4 separate regions of the Homo sapiens genome follow, and all the other regions are linked to region 2. A link is a contact called in ENCODE Hi-C or POLR2A ChIA-PET data. All regions are on one chromosome and are shown on one strand. The core of a region is the stretch at or near the end of the contact, and the rest is flanking DNA. Distances in the headings are between cores, read along the strand shown. Region 1 holds the start of NFKBIL1 (NFKB inhibitor like 1). Region 2 holds the start of WHR1 (winged helix repair factor 1). Region 3 holds the start of ABHD16A (abhydrolase domain containing 16A, phospholipase). Region 4 holds the start of LY6G5C (lymphocyte antigen 6 family member G5C).

What was found. Hi-C counts contacts between places; a loop is a spot of excess contacts on that map. ChIA-PET counts read pairs that join two places held with the same protein, here RNA polymerase II (POLR2A). Pooled maps may share reads with other maps.
Region 1: a loop to region 2 is called in a map of psoas muscle, with 2.5 times the contacts of the local background. The contact joins the promoter of NFKBIL1 here to the promoter of WHR1 in region 2. A Hi-C loop is called at or near these places in 3 of 168 maps with a recorded cell type or tissue (HL-60/S4, dorsolateral prefrontal cortex and psoas muscle) and 14 of 50 pooled maps. POLR2A ChIA-PET finds 5 or more read pairs at or near these places in 5 of 52 experiments (CD4-positive, alpha-beta T cell, MCF 10A, WTC11 and 2 more).
Region 3: a pooled map shows a loop between it and region 2 (12-fold over the local background). The contact joins the promoter of ABHD16A here to the promoter of WHR1 in region 2. A Hi-C loop is called at or near these places in 9 of 50 pooled maps. POLR2A ChIA-PET finds 5 or more read pairs at or near these places in 5 of 52 experiments (CD4-positive, alpha-beta T cell, CD8-positive, alpha-beta memory T cell, MCF 10A and 2 more).
Region 4: a map of ovary shows a loop between it and region 2 (2.6-fold over the local background). The contact joins the promoter of LY6G5C here to the promoter of WHR1 in region 2. A Hi-C loop is called at or near these places in 2 of 168 maps with a recorded cell type or tissue (ovary and thyroid gland) and 8 of 50 pooled maps. POLR2A ChIA-PET finds 5 or more read pairs at or near these places in 3 of 52 experiments (AG04449, RWPE1 and endothelial cell of umbilical vein).

Annotation. Positions count from the first base shown.
Region 1 is chr6:31,546,267-31,549,147 of GRCh38, forward strand. It overlaps NFKBIL1 (NFKB inhibitor like 1), which reads left to right and starts at 1,342. Exons shown (of 4, transcript NM_005007.4): 1 at 1,342-1,485; 2 at 1,897-2,173. The coding sequence starts at 1,429. It overlaps ATP6V1G2 (ATPase H+ transporting V1 subunit G2), which reads right to left and starts at 342. Exons shown (of 3, transcript NM_130463.4): 1 at 212-342. The coding sequence starts at 293. ATP6V1G2-DDX39B (ATP6V1G2-DDX39B readthrough (NMD candidate)) reads right to left here and starts at 582. Exons shown (of 13, transcript NR_037853.1): 1 at 212-582. RefSeq lists an enhancer at 1-375.
Region 2 is chr6:31,971,109-31,973,840 of GRCh38, forward strand. WHR1 (winged helix repair factor 1) reads left to right here and starts at 1,255. Exons shown (of 7, transcript NM_004197.2): 1 at 1,255-1,403; 2 at 1,513-1,649. The coding sequence starts at 1,304. It overlaps DXO (decapping exoribonuclease), which reads right to left and starts at 1,030. Exons shown (of 7, transcript NM_005510.4): 1 at 821-1,030; 2 at 212-573; 3 at 1-39. The coding sequence starts at 567. RefSeq lists an enhancer at 817-1,527.
Region 3 is chr6:31,701,962-31,705,052 of GRCh38, forward strand. It overlaps ABHD16A (abhydrolase domain containing 16A, phospholipase), which reads right to left and starts at 1,363. Exons shown (of 20, transcript NM_021160.3): 1 at 1,189-1,363; 2 at 113-169. The coding sequence starts at 1,320.
Region 4 is chr6:31,679,742-31,682,532 of GRCh38, forward strand. It overlaps LY6G5C (lymphocyte antigen 6 family member G5C), which reads right to left and starts at 1,326. Exons shown (of 3, transcript NM_025262.4): 1 at 512-1,326. The coding sequence starts at 632. RefSeq lists a silencer at 372-579.

The sequences.
Region 1 (2,881 bases), core at 92-2,591, 420 kb before region 2:
AGCAGGAGTCAGTCCCTTCCAGAAAGTTATACAGCCTTCTCTCAGCCAACCAGGTGCCAGATTCTAATATCCATCCATTTCTTCCCTCCTAACCAGCCTCCAGACCCTAGCTGTCTGTCTTCCCGCCAGCCTTGGGTTTTCCCAAAATGTTTGCTGTCCCCCACCCCCAATTTTCTTTCCAAACTCCTAAGGGAGGAAAGAGGAGACTCACTCTTTCTGGCATCTGCCACCTTCTCAGCTGCCCGCTTCTCAGCTTGCAGAAGCTGCTGGATACCTTGGGACTGACTGGCCATTTCTGTTGTTATGGCCGATGCTGTTTTGAATGCTGTCAAAGTACCAGATGGCTCCCACCCCCCACCGCTTACTTCTCCTCCTCCAGCTCGTTGCTGCAGTCCTCCACTACCCCTGGGTCTTAGTGCTCCCCTGCTCACTCAGCCTCCTGCACCGAGTGTCTCTCCCAATCTCATCCTCCTATTGATGACTGGTCCTCCTCTCCAGCACTTCTTGCTCAGGCAGTACCCAAAGGGGCCGCCTGGGAGCAGCAGAGACCAGGCCCAAAGCTGCGGGCTTACAACAGGTTAGCCATCCCAGTCGGAAAGGTCTAGGGATGAGGCAGGGGCGGAGACGGGGGAGTACTGAGGTGAGAGAAGGAGAACTTGATTGGTGGTAACAGAGGAAGCATAAAGGGTTGTGAATGCGGTGAAAAGGTAAGGATGTCATCATGCAACCTGTGTTGGGAAAAGAGCATTCTGGGCTTAATTCTAAACTAACTCTCTACCTTTCTCTCTCTCTCCACCATCCCGCCCCCTCCCCTGCCTCCCGTTGTTAACATCTCCATCTTTTTCTACATATTTCTCAAGTCCAAATTTTTGCATCTCACTTGCCCCATCCTACGATAGTCTTCTTCCGTCTTTTGTCTGTATTTTTTCTTTTTTTTTGATCTGTCCCTGTTGTTGTCCCACTGTGGTTTTTGTTTTTGTTTTCCATGTTTAATGTGATTTTTATCCTGTCTTTATCTCCTCTATTTTCTCTGTCTTCTCATCTTTTCGTCCATCACTGAACCATCTCCTCTCTCTGCCAAGTTAGAGGAGGCGGGAAAAAACCTCCAAATAACTCTCTTTTCTCCCTCCCCTCCCCTCGCCTCCTTTTCCTCGCCTCCAGTCCAGTCTTCTGGTTTCAGACGGCCCCTTTAATTTAAGTTCCCTAGTTTCCCCTGGGAGATCTGGCCAAGAACTACCCGGTCGGGGCGGAACGACATCCGGTAACGCCCCTCACAGTTCACTTCCGTCCTCCACCTGCGTCTCTGCTTGCGCCATTTCCTCCAGCCTGGAGTGTCTCCGCCCTTCCCGCCTCCCGTCTCCGAGCTTCTTAAACACAGGCCTTGGGCCTACGGCTCTGGGGGTACTTGGGGGGGCGGGGGCAGGTCTGATGAGTAACCCCTCCCCCCAGGTTCCAGAGGAAGAAGCCTCCACATCTGTCTGCCGGGTACATGATATTCAATTTCTAGATCATTATTGGAGATTATCTGTGACTTTTTAAAACTCAGATTTCTGCTGATAAAAATTTTCCCCATCCGGCCCTGTTGGGTTTTTTTAAAGTTCTTTGTTAAAAATTAAAAATTTACCTGGGCTCCTGAGCCTTAAACCAATTATTTACCCTTTTCTCGAATTTTACATTAAAAAAATTAAACCTCTGATCCTATCACCCCCCTCAAAAAAAATTTTTTTTCAAATCTATCATCTGATAAAGGATCAGGGTTAGGTTAGGCCTCATCTCTTGCTGAAGATATTAAAAAAAGACGGAACCAAAGGGAGAAACAACAGGGGATGTCAGAGATGGAGGGAGAAGGACCAGCCAAGGCTGAAGTCCTGACTGCTGCCTTTTTTCCTTCCCCAGCCCAAGAGTTCCATGGCCTCCACTTCCCGCCGCCAACGCCGAGAACGTCGCTTTCGTCGTTACTTGTCTGCAGGACGGCTGGTCCGGGCCCAGGCCCTCCTCCAGCGACACCCAGGCCTCGATGTAGATGCTGGGCAGCCCCCACCACTGCACCGGGCCTGTGCCCGCCACGATGCCCCTGCCCTGTGCCTGCTGCTTCGGCTCGGGGCTGACCCTGCCCACCAGGACCGCCATGGGGACACGGCACTGCATGCTGCTGCCCGCCAGGGCCCAGATGGTGAGTCTGCTCAGTGGGGAACAAGGTCATAAGCAGCTGACCAGACCTGAAATGAAAGCCAACCAATAGTTGAGAAATAAGCTGGTTATTTGGTCATCAGGACCTAGGGAAGGAGTTAACCAAGTTGGCATGTGGCTGTCATTTGTCCCTTTACATTACTGAGCTACCATTGTCTGAAGAACCCAACATTCCCCAAAGATCAACTGGTCTTCAAATTTCACATCTGTTTAGATTAGTAGCTACTTTGTTTCTTGACAGATTGTTTGCTCGTAGCCAAAAAGTAGCATAGAAGGTAGGCTCTGGAGTTAGATTGCCTGGATTCAAACCCCAGCTCCAAATCCCAGCTCCACACTTCATAGCTACGTATTCTTGGACAGGTTACTTGAGGCTTAGTTTGCCCATGTGTAAAAATTAAAATAATAACAACCTTTGCTATGTGCCAGACATTTCTTATAAAGTAACACATTTAATCCTCACAACAATCTTAGGAGGTGAGTACTGATATTATCCCCCATTTCCCAGCTGAGGAAACAGGGCATAGAGAAGTCATTTGCCAGAGTTACAGTTATTCACTGGTAGAGCAGAGATTATAACCCAGATGGACTAGATAGAGTGTCCATGCTTTTAACAGCTACATTGTCCTGTGTTATACATTATAGCATTGTACATTGATTGTGCCCATGTTCAGAGTACCCATGTTGTGCCATA
Region 2 (2,732 bases), core at 5-2,504:
CGCCACGTCACTATGGCCTCTGCCAGCCAGCCTGGACCCCTGAGAGGCAGGAGTTACAGGCTGAAGGTCTGACACAAGCATTAGTGAGATGCTCCCCTCGAAGAATAGTCTTGTTTCTTCTAAGGACTGATTCTCACCCCGGCTTTGGCTCTCCTAATTTTAGAGGGTAGGTACGGGTCTCCAGATATACTGCCTACCACGCTTTGCTCACCCCTCCAACCGGCCTCGGTGTTCCAGGAGCCAGCACAGCAGGTGGTCCAGCCTTTCCTGGACCTCCTCGTCCCGGGGCTGGTATCGATCCGGGTATCCGTCTCTGAGGTCAAAGTTGGGGCCTGGACCGTTAGTGGGGGGTGGGCTATAGTAGCGCAGGGCTCGGGCATCTCCATGGTACTGGCGTTGAGCATCCAGGGAGAAGCAGCCCAGTTCCGAAGGGCGCCGGTAGAAAGGAAAGGGCCCAGAGTAGAGGGCAGGGTCTGTGGGCAGAGAAGGTGCTGGACGAGGTAGTTTGTTCCGAGGCTCAGCTACCTCTGTCTTCTCAGCTCCTCTCTTGGTCCCCCTGGGATCCATGAGGTCCTAAGACAAGCAGGGGTACAGAGTTTCCATTCTACAGAGGAGGCCTGGAGAAGGATGACTGGTTTAGGACTAAGCGAGCCACCTGATCGCCAGGCTCTGGCCTTGAAACATTCAGGCCCCTCAGACGCCACCGCGGCCAAGCTCTCATCCTGCCTCTTTCCTTGCCCTTCACCCACCCTCCCTCCAGGTCCTCCAAATGCAGTGAGGTTAGGAAGGACGTCTGCGCTCAGATCAAGAATCCAGTTACCTCAAAGCTCCCCAACTTCCACCTCCGCAGAGCTATGACGTCATGGCAGGCACGCCAGAGGCCGAAGGATGCAAAAGTGGTTTTCTGCTTTCGATGATGCAATCATTCAGCGACAGTGGCGGGCAAACCCCTCCCGGGGCGGGGGAGGTGTGAGCTTCACGAAGGAGGTTGACACCAACGTGGCCACCGGCGCCCCTCCACGCCGCCAACGAGTCCCCGGGCGTGCGTGCCCTTGGAGGGAGCCAATCCGCGGCCGGCGTGGGGCCCGGCCTGGCGGAGGTGATGCTGGTATGTGCGTCGCCACCGCCCCTCCCAGCACTGACGGGCCTGAGGGACGACAAGTTGACGCTCCTTTCGTCATCACCTGGTCTAGGAGGGACGCCCGGGGAGACCGTACGTCACTGCTCTGCGCCGGAAGACCCTATTTTCAGGTTCTCTTCCCTCCATTCCTACCCCTTCCCCGGTACCATAAAATCCCGGGATATGAGCTGGAAGAGGCATCACCTGATCCCGGAGACCTTTGGAGTTAAGAGGCGGCGGAAGCGAGGGCCTGTGGAGTCGGATCCTCTTCGGGGTGAGCCAGGTAACCATGGCAACCCCGGGGGTGGGGCCTCGCTTCCGGTAGCCGAGAGTTTTGTTAGAACCGCGTCCCCGCCCCAGTTCCCTGTCCGTGAGCCGATTTATCTGCCCAGGGTCGGCGCGCGCGGCTGTCTCAGAACTCATGCAGCTGTTCCCGCGAGGCCTGTTTGAGGACGCGCTGCCGCCCATCGTGCTGAGGAGCCAGGTGTACAGCCTTGTGCCTGACAGGACCGTGGCCGACCGGCAGCTGGTGAGGGGCGTCGGTGCGACCGCCGGAAGCCCCTTTCCTAACTCCTGGAATTCCCTGTCACTCAGTCACTCCGCCAGCCGTTCAGCAAGCATTAGGCCTTTCAGGCGAGGGCACTGTGCCAGGCACTGGGGTGCCACAGAGACCCTGTTAAAAGTCCCGCAGGTAGTACAGGGCATTTCAAATCATGGAGGTAGAAGAACGAGGCTTTTGGGGAAACCGAGTCATGGGGCATGGTTCGAACATACAGCGCTGGGAGTGCAGTCAGACGTCAGATCATGACAGGCCTTGTACATCAGTGTTGTTTCCATCTTACACTGAGGCGATGGGCTGGTAGAGAATATCATAGAGAGAGGGAATGGTGTATTGGAGATAGTGGATGAGGCAGGGAGGTCAGCTAAGAAGATACTGCATCTGAGAAGTGGTGAAGGCCTAAATTAGGTCAGTGCAGTAGGGAGGGAGAGGAGAGTGAGGAAGAGGGAGGAGTCCAGGACAACTCAGACTTTCCAGATGACTGCGTGGCTGGTGGTATTAGGAGCACATTTAGTTGTTGGACTACAGATAATGTGTTTAATTTTATACAAGTTGAGTTGATGGTGCATGTGGAGCATCCAAAGACAAAGGTATTAGACAGTTGGATATGAGAGTTGGAGAGAATTCTGGGCCAGTGATAATAGAATTACAAGTCATGGAGGTGTGAATAGCAAGTGGTTAATTCTGTGATGTGGTGAGATCCAGTAGGAAGAGTGGGTAGAGGAGTGATTTCTAACCTTTTTGTAATCTTTAGAAGGTGATAAAAGCTATGGCTATCTCTCTCCAGAAAAATGCACGTTTGCCACATATACATAGGGTGTATGTATAGTTAGGGGGGAAATATTTTACTAATCCTGCGAGGTCCGTGGTTAAGGACTCCAGGTTTAGAGTGGAAGTTAATAGGGTCAAATCCACAATGCTGGGAAACACCATCATTTAAGGCAGTGTTACTGAATATATGAGCTGAGTTATTATGCCTGTGTCAAAATTACGTGGGCTGCTTGTTAAAAAAAATACAGGTTCCTGGGACTCATCCAAGGTTAATGAATTACG
Region 3 (3,091 bases), core at 113-2,612, 270 kb before region 2:
CAGGGCATCCCCCAACCCCAGGGCACTGTTGCTCCCAAGTTAGGGAGGGCTAAGTTCAAGAGGACAGGTGGGTCTGAAAGATGCAGAGTCCCAGATGCCAGGGTAGACATACCAGTGCCAGGATGCTGTCAGCATGTTTCTCCAGGGCACGGGGCTGATAGTACGTATCCTGCCAAAACAGATGGCCTCCTTAAGGACCCTGCCCACTGGCAGGTCCTTTCCCTTCCCTTTCAGAAGCCCTGCTGTGTGTCCTCTGGTTCTAGTCTCGTTGACTATCTCTCTTGAAACATCCCTGGCCCCCACAGAAACTCCTCTTCCTCACCCTCACTCTGAACCTAATTTCCCACCCCTGACCATGGGAACAAACACAGGGAGCTGGATTTGGAAGCAAAAGTGAAAGCAGCATTGGACGATTTTTGCTCCTTTTCCACAGCCTAGTTTCAAATGGATTGCAGGCGCGTGCATGTGGGGAGAAGGGTTAGTTTGAGAAGAAAGAAAAGACACCTAGACAATCTAAGAAGGAAAGAAAAGCATCAGAAATAAGAGTAGTTGACTAAGAAGAGAATGTGGGTAGGAGCGGGCAGTTTGTAGGAGACAGTAACACAATGAGACAACTGATAAAAAGGAAGAGAATATTTAGAACAGCCTACCACCACCCGCCAGCTCTCCAGAATACAATGACTCGGGTCTCCAGGCTAGGTTGGGCGGGGGTTGAGGGGAGGACCGACGGATACAGGATCTGTAAAAGTCATTCTGAAATTCAAGGCGAGGGTAAAGGGAAGATAAAAACAGAGCCGGGGGAGGCATGAAGAGGCACTGAAGAAGAGGAAACTGGGAGTCTGACAGCAAAATTCAACGGCTCCCCAGTCCGCGCAGGGTCTCTTCCCGGGACTCAAGACTCAACTGGGACCGGCACGAACCACGACACACAGGGTCGGGGGGACGCGGAGAGGAAAGAACAAAGAGTGGCAGTCGGAATGAGAAAGCGGTAAAGAGCGAAAAAGAAAGGAGGCGGCCAGTCCGTAGGCGTGACTTTAACTCAGGAAGCACACAGAGCGCAGATTTTGCGGATAACTGGCTTGACAAGCAGGCTCCCCTTATTTCCCATTATGGGCACTTCTGGGGAGCAAAAGGCCGTAAAGGGTTTGGACTGTACCACGTTCTTCGGTGGGGAGGAACTCGACTCACCCAGGAGCTGGAATGGGGGGCAGTGACTGCCGTTGGCGTCTCAGGGACGCTGGCCGGGGCCCTTTCAGAGTCCCTCTCCCGGTAGATTTTGTAGAGCCGGGGGCCTAGGACGCAGCTCAGCAGCTTCGCCATGGCCCCGGCTCGGGCCGCTGCTCTTCCAGCAGCAGGTCCCCCTGCCGGCCCCGCCCTCCCTGCCTCTGAGGTGTTGTGTGCCCTTGACGTCAGCCCGTACCGGCTCCGCCTCCGGGCGAGTTGCGACATTTTCAGTGCTTCCTGAGAAGAGTTTCGCGCAGTTGGAGCTACGGGTACAGCAGTGGTCCGAAACTAGTGGAAGACCACTAGAACGCGGAGAATCAGAAAATTACCGGGCATGGTTCAATAATTTTTTTCTGTCTCATTATTGGCAGACTCTAGAGCGACAGCGGAAACGAGGGGTGAGATTAGGAGTACTTGATAAGAGTAACCGAAAACATAAGGTGTCTAGGAATGTATCTAGTACAAGAAATGCAAGGTTTTATGAAGAAAACTATAAAAAGTTATTGAAAAGGCAAACTGGCCCGGCCCGGCGCAGTGGCTCACGCCTGTAGTCCTAGCACTTTGGGAGGCCGAGGCGGGGGGATCACTTGAGGCCAGGAGTTCGAGACCAGCCTGGCCAACATGGTGAAACCCCATCTCTACTAAAAATACAAAAATTAGCCTGGCATGGGTGGTGCGCGCCTGTAATCCCAGCTACTCGGGAGGCCGAGACGCGAGAATCGCTTGAACGCGGGAGGCAGAGGTTGCAGTGAGCCGAGATCTTCCCACTGCACTTCAGCCTTGGTGACAGAGCAAGACTCTGTCTCTAAATAAATAAATAAAGGTAAACTGGCCCAGCGCGGTGGCTCACGCCTGTAATTCCAACACTTTGGGTGGCCGAGGGATGATTGCTTGCGTCCAGGAGTTCCAGGCCATGGCTCATGCCTGTAATTCCAACACTTGGGGTGGCTGAGAGAGGATTGCTTGCGCCCTGGAGTTCCAAGCCAGCCCAGGCAACATAGTGAGACCCCATCTCTACACAAAATACCAAGGGGGAAAAAAAAAAGACCTAGCAGGGTGTGGTGGTGCCCACCTGTAGTCCCAGCTACTTGGGAGGCCAAGGTGGGAGGGTCGCTTGAGCCCGGGAGTTTGAGATCGCTCCATGCACTCCAGCCTGGGTGACAGAGCCAGACCCTGCCTCAAAATAATAACAATAATAATTGAAAAAATAAAAAAAGAAAGAGGTAAACGAAAAGCTTTTCAATAAATGGAAAGCTACACCATGGTCCTGGATACGAAAATTCAGCACAGTAAGATATGCGGAATATTTGTAAAAAGAAAATAAATGAATCATTACTGTTATGCATGAACTGGATCTTAAAACCATGATGCTGAGTGAAAATAGAAAGCCACAGAAGAATGTATACGTGATACTAGTATATTAGATTCAAAAACACATAAAATTTAATGATAAAGCAAGTGGAGAAGAAAGAGAAAATTCAGAATTGTGGTTACACAGCATAGAGGATCTCTGACTGAAACGGAATATTCTTTTTTTCTGTTTTTTTTTTTTTTTTTTTTTGAGACAGGGTCTAGCTCTTTCACCCAGGCTGGAGCACAGTGGCACAATCACGGCTCACTGCCCTGATCCTCCACCTGCTGGGCTCAACCATCTTTCTGCCTCAACCTCCTGAGTAGCTGGGACTATAGGCCCACACCACCATACTCGGCTAATTTTACAAGGTCTCACCATGTTGCCCAGGCTGGTCTCGAACTCCTGGGCTCAAGTGAACCTCCTGCTTTGGCCTCACAGAGTGCTGGGATTACAGGCATGAGCCACTGTGCCTGGCCTGGAATATTCTATTTCTTTTTCTTTTTTTTTTTTCGA
Region 4 (2,791 bases), core at 76-2,575, 290 kb before region 2:
TGGTCACTAGAAATCTCCTTCAGAGGCTGGGTGCGGTGGCTCACGCCTGTAATCCCAGCACTTTGGGAGGCCAAGGCGGGCAGGTACCTGAGGTCAGGAGTTCGAGACCAGCCTGGCCAACATGGTGAAACCCCGTCTCTACTAAATATACAAAAATTAGCTGGGCTTGGTGGCTTATGCCTGTAATCCCAGTTATTCGGGAGGCTGAGGCATGAGAATCGCTTGAACCCGGGAGGTGGAGGTTGCAGTGAGCCGAGATCTCGCCACTGCACTCCGGCCTGGGATACAGAGCGAGACTCCATCTCAAAAATAATAATAATAATAAATTTTTAAAAATCTTCAGATTGCACATCAGTCCATGAGCAGGCATTCCCTACCAAACCCATCTGTCCCATCTCTCCTCCTGCATGGGTTTACCTGAGCATCCTGGACAGGTGTACCCAGACACTTGGTGTCTGTGGGTTTCTCCATCCAGGCCAGGAGACCCTTCTGAACCCTTGGAGCCACTTACCAAACACCAAGCTCATCATGACCAGCACTATTAAGAGGACCGTGTAGAGGGCTTGGGGGCTGCTGTGGAAGCACAGGGGACCCAGACTCTGGCTCCCTGCAGGGCCTGCCATAAAACGCATGACTGCCTGCTGGCCTCCAGTTTGGGCTTATATTGGTGGAAGAGAGGTTGGCCAAGAGGAAGGAGAGAGGCAACACCAGCTCAGGGTGGAAATCAGTGCCAGACCAGCCAGAGGGGCAGAATGTTCGCACCCACAGCCACTCTGGGGCATAACATCCTGCTTGAGGGCAGGGGACCAGCAATAGGGGAATGAGAAAAGGAACTGTCTTTCCTATTAATTGGACAGATGTTTATTGAATCACTGCATCAGATGCTGGGGATACAACCCTGCACAAAGTCTCCACCCTCACAGGGCACAGTCTAGTAGGGGAGACAAGTCCACCAGCAATGATGTGGGGAGGGCAGAGTGCTGCCAGGAGCACCTCGACAGTTAAACCACTGACCAGAGGGATTTCGGCAGAGGAGTAACTTGATCGGATTTCTGTTTATAAAAGATTGCCATGGCTGCACATTGCATTTGGGTCAAGAGTGGAGGCCGCCGGGAAGTAGGACGCTATTCCCGAGTCCGGTCACAAGATGGCGGACTGGTCCGGCAGAAGACGAGCAGGGACGAGGAAGCGGGGCTAATGAACCTGAGATACAGTTAGAAGACTGGACAGATTTGCTGTTGGACTGAACGAGGGGTGAGGGAACAGGGGTAGGCTTGCACAAGGAAGTGGTACCATTTTCCAAGATAGGAAACATGTGGTCTGTCTCAAAAAAAAAAAAAAAAAAGCAAATAGGGGGTGCCCAGTCCCACTTCTCATACCCTGGGGACACCTGTCAGACATCCTAAAACAAGGACACCTGGATCCCAAGCGATACGTACTCAGCTCAGTGCTCCCTTGGGGTTCCAGGAACCCAGCGCCTTCCCTCACCTCATCCTTTTTCCTGCCCCGCCTGTGCTCAGCTGCGGCTCAGTGGGCCTGAACTCCGGAGCCCACAGAATCTGGCGCTGGGCGTCCGCTCTCCGCGCCTGACCGCACCTCAGAACTCCGGTAGGACGGGGGGGTGGCCCCCCGCTCAAGCTCTGTTCCCTGGGGAAGAAACCTGGAAAGTGCGAACCGCGCGTCGGGACCCAAGCGTCGGGCCCCAGCGGACATCCGGAGCCCGAAGCGGCTCCCCAGGAAGGCGGCGCCGTAGCGCCACTCTCCCTCCCAGGCGAATTCTGGAGACCGCGGCCCCAGGCGTCTCACCCATTTTCTCCGCTGGGGACCCGCTGGGCTCCCCATCCACGCCTACTCGGTCCCCACCCCACCAGCTCAGTCTTGACTCAGAAACTCAGGGTTTTTACTTTTAGGATCGTTGGGCTGTGCGTTAGGGGAGGAGGTGGTCCTCAGCGTCCTGGAACGACACCACCTGCTCCAATTTCCCGTCTGGAGGTTCTGGTCGAGGCTCCGAACTCGGGTTCCCTGCTACCTCCCAGACTATTCAAGAATTATCCAGTCCCAGGATGATAAGGGGGAAGATGGGAAGAAACAGACGGGAGACGCCCGCCCAGAAAGACTGCGGGAAGAAAGAAATTCGAGAGGAAACTGCACGCCACTGAGCGCCTCCCAAAAGCCTTGGAATGAATGAATTTAAAAACTATATTAGGGCCGGACTGCGGTGGCTCACGCCTGTAATCCCAGCACTTTGGGAGGCCAAGGCGGGTGGACTACCTGAGGTCAGGAGTTCGCACCCAGCCTGGCTAACATGGTGAAACCCCGTTTCTACTACAAATACCAAAAATTAGCCGGGCGTGGCGGCTCATGCCTGTAATCCCAGCACTTTGGGAGGCCAAGGTGGGGGATCATTCGAGGTCAGGAGTTCGCAACCAGCCTGAGCAACATGGTGAAACCCCGTCTCTATCAAAAAATACAAAAACATTAGCCAGGTGTGGTGGCGCACGCCTGTAGTCCTGGCTACTCGGGAGGCTGAGGCAGGAGAATCTCTTGAACCTGGGAGGCAGAGGTTGCAGTGAGCCGAGATCGCACCACTGCACTCCAGCCTGGGCGACAGAGTGAGACTCTGTCTTAAAGAAATAATAACACAAAATAAATTGTATTAGAGAAAAGCCAGAGTAGTGGAGAACTGCAGAGGAACGCGGGGCACCTACATAAATGTCTTGAATGAATGAGTGCACAGAGTGATAGACAAAAAGAATCAGAGGGCCGGGCTCCGTGGCTCACGCCTGTAATC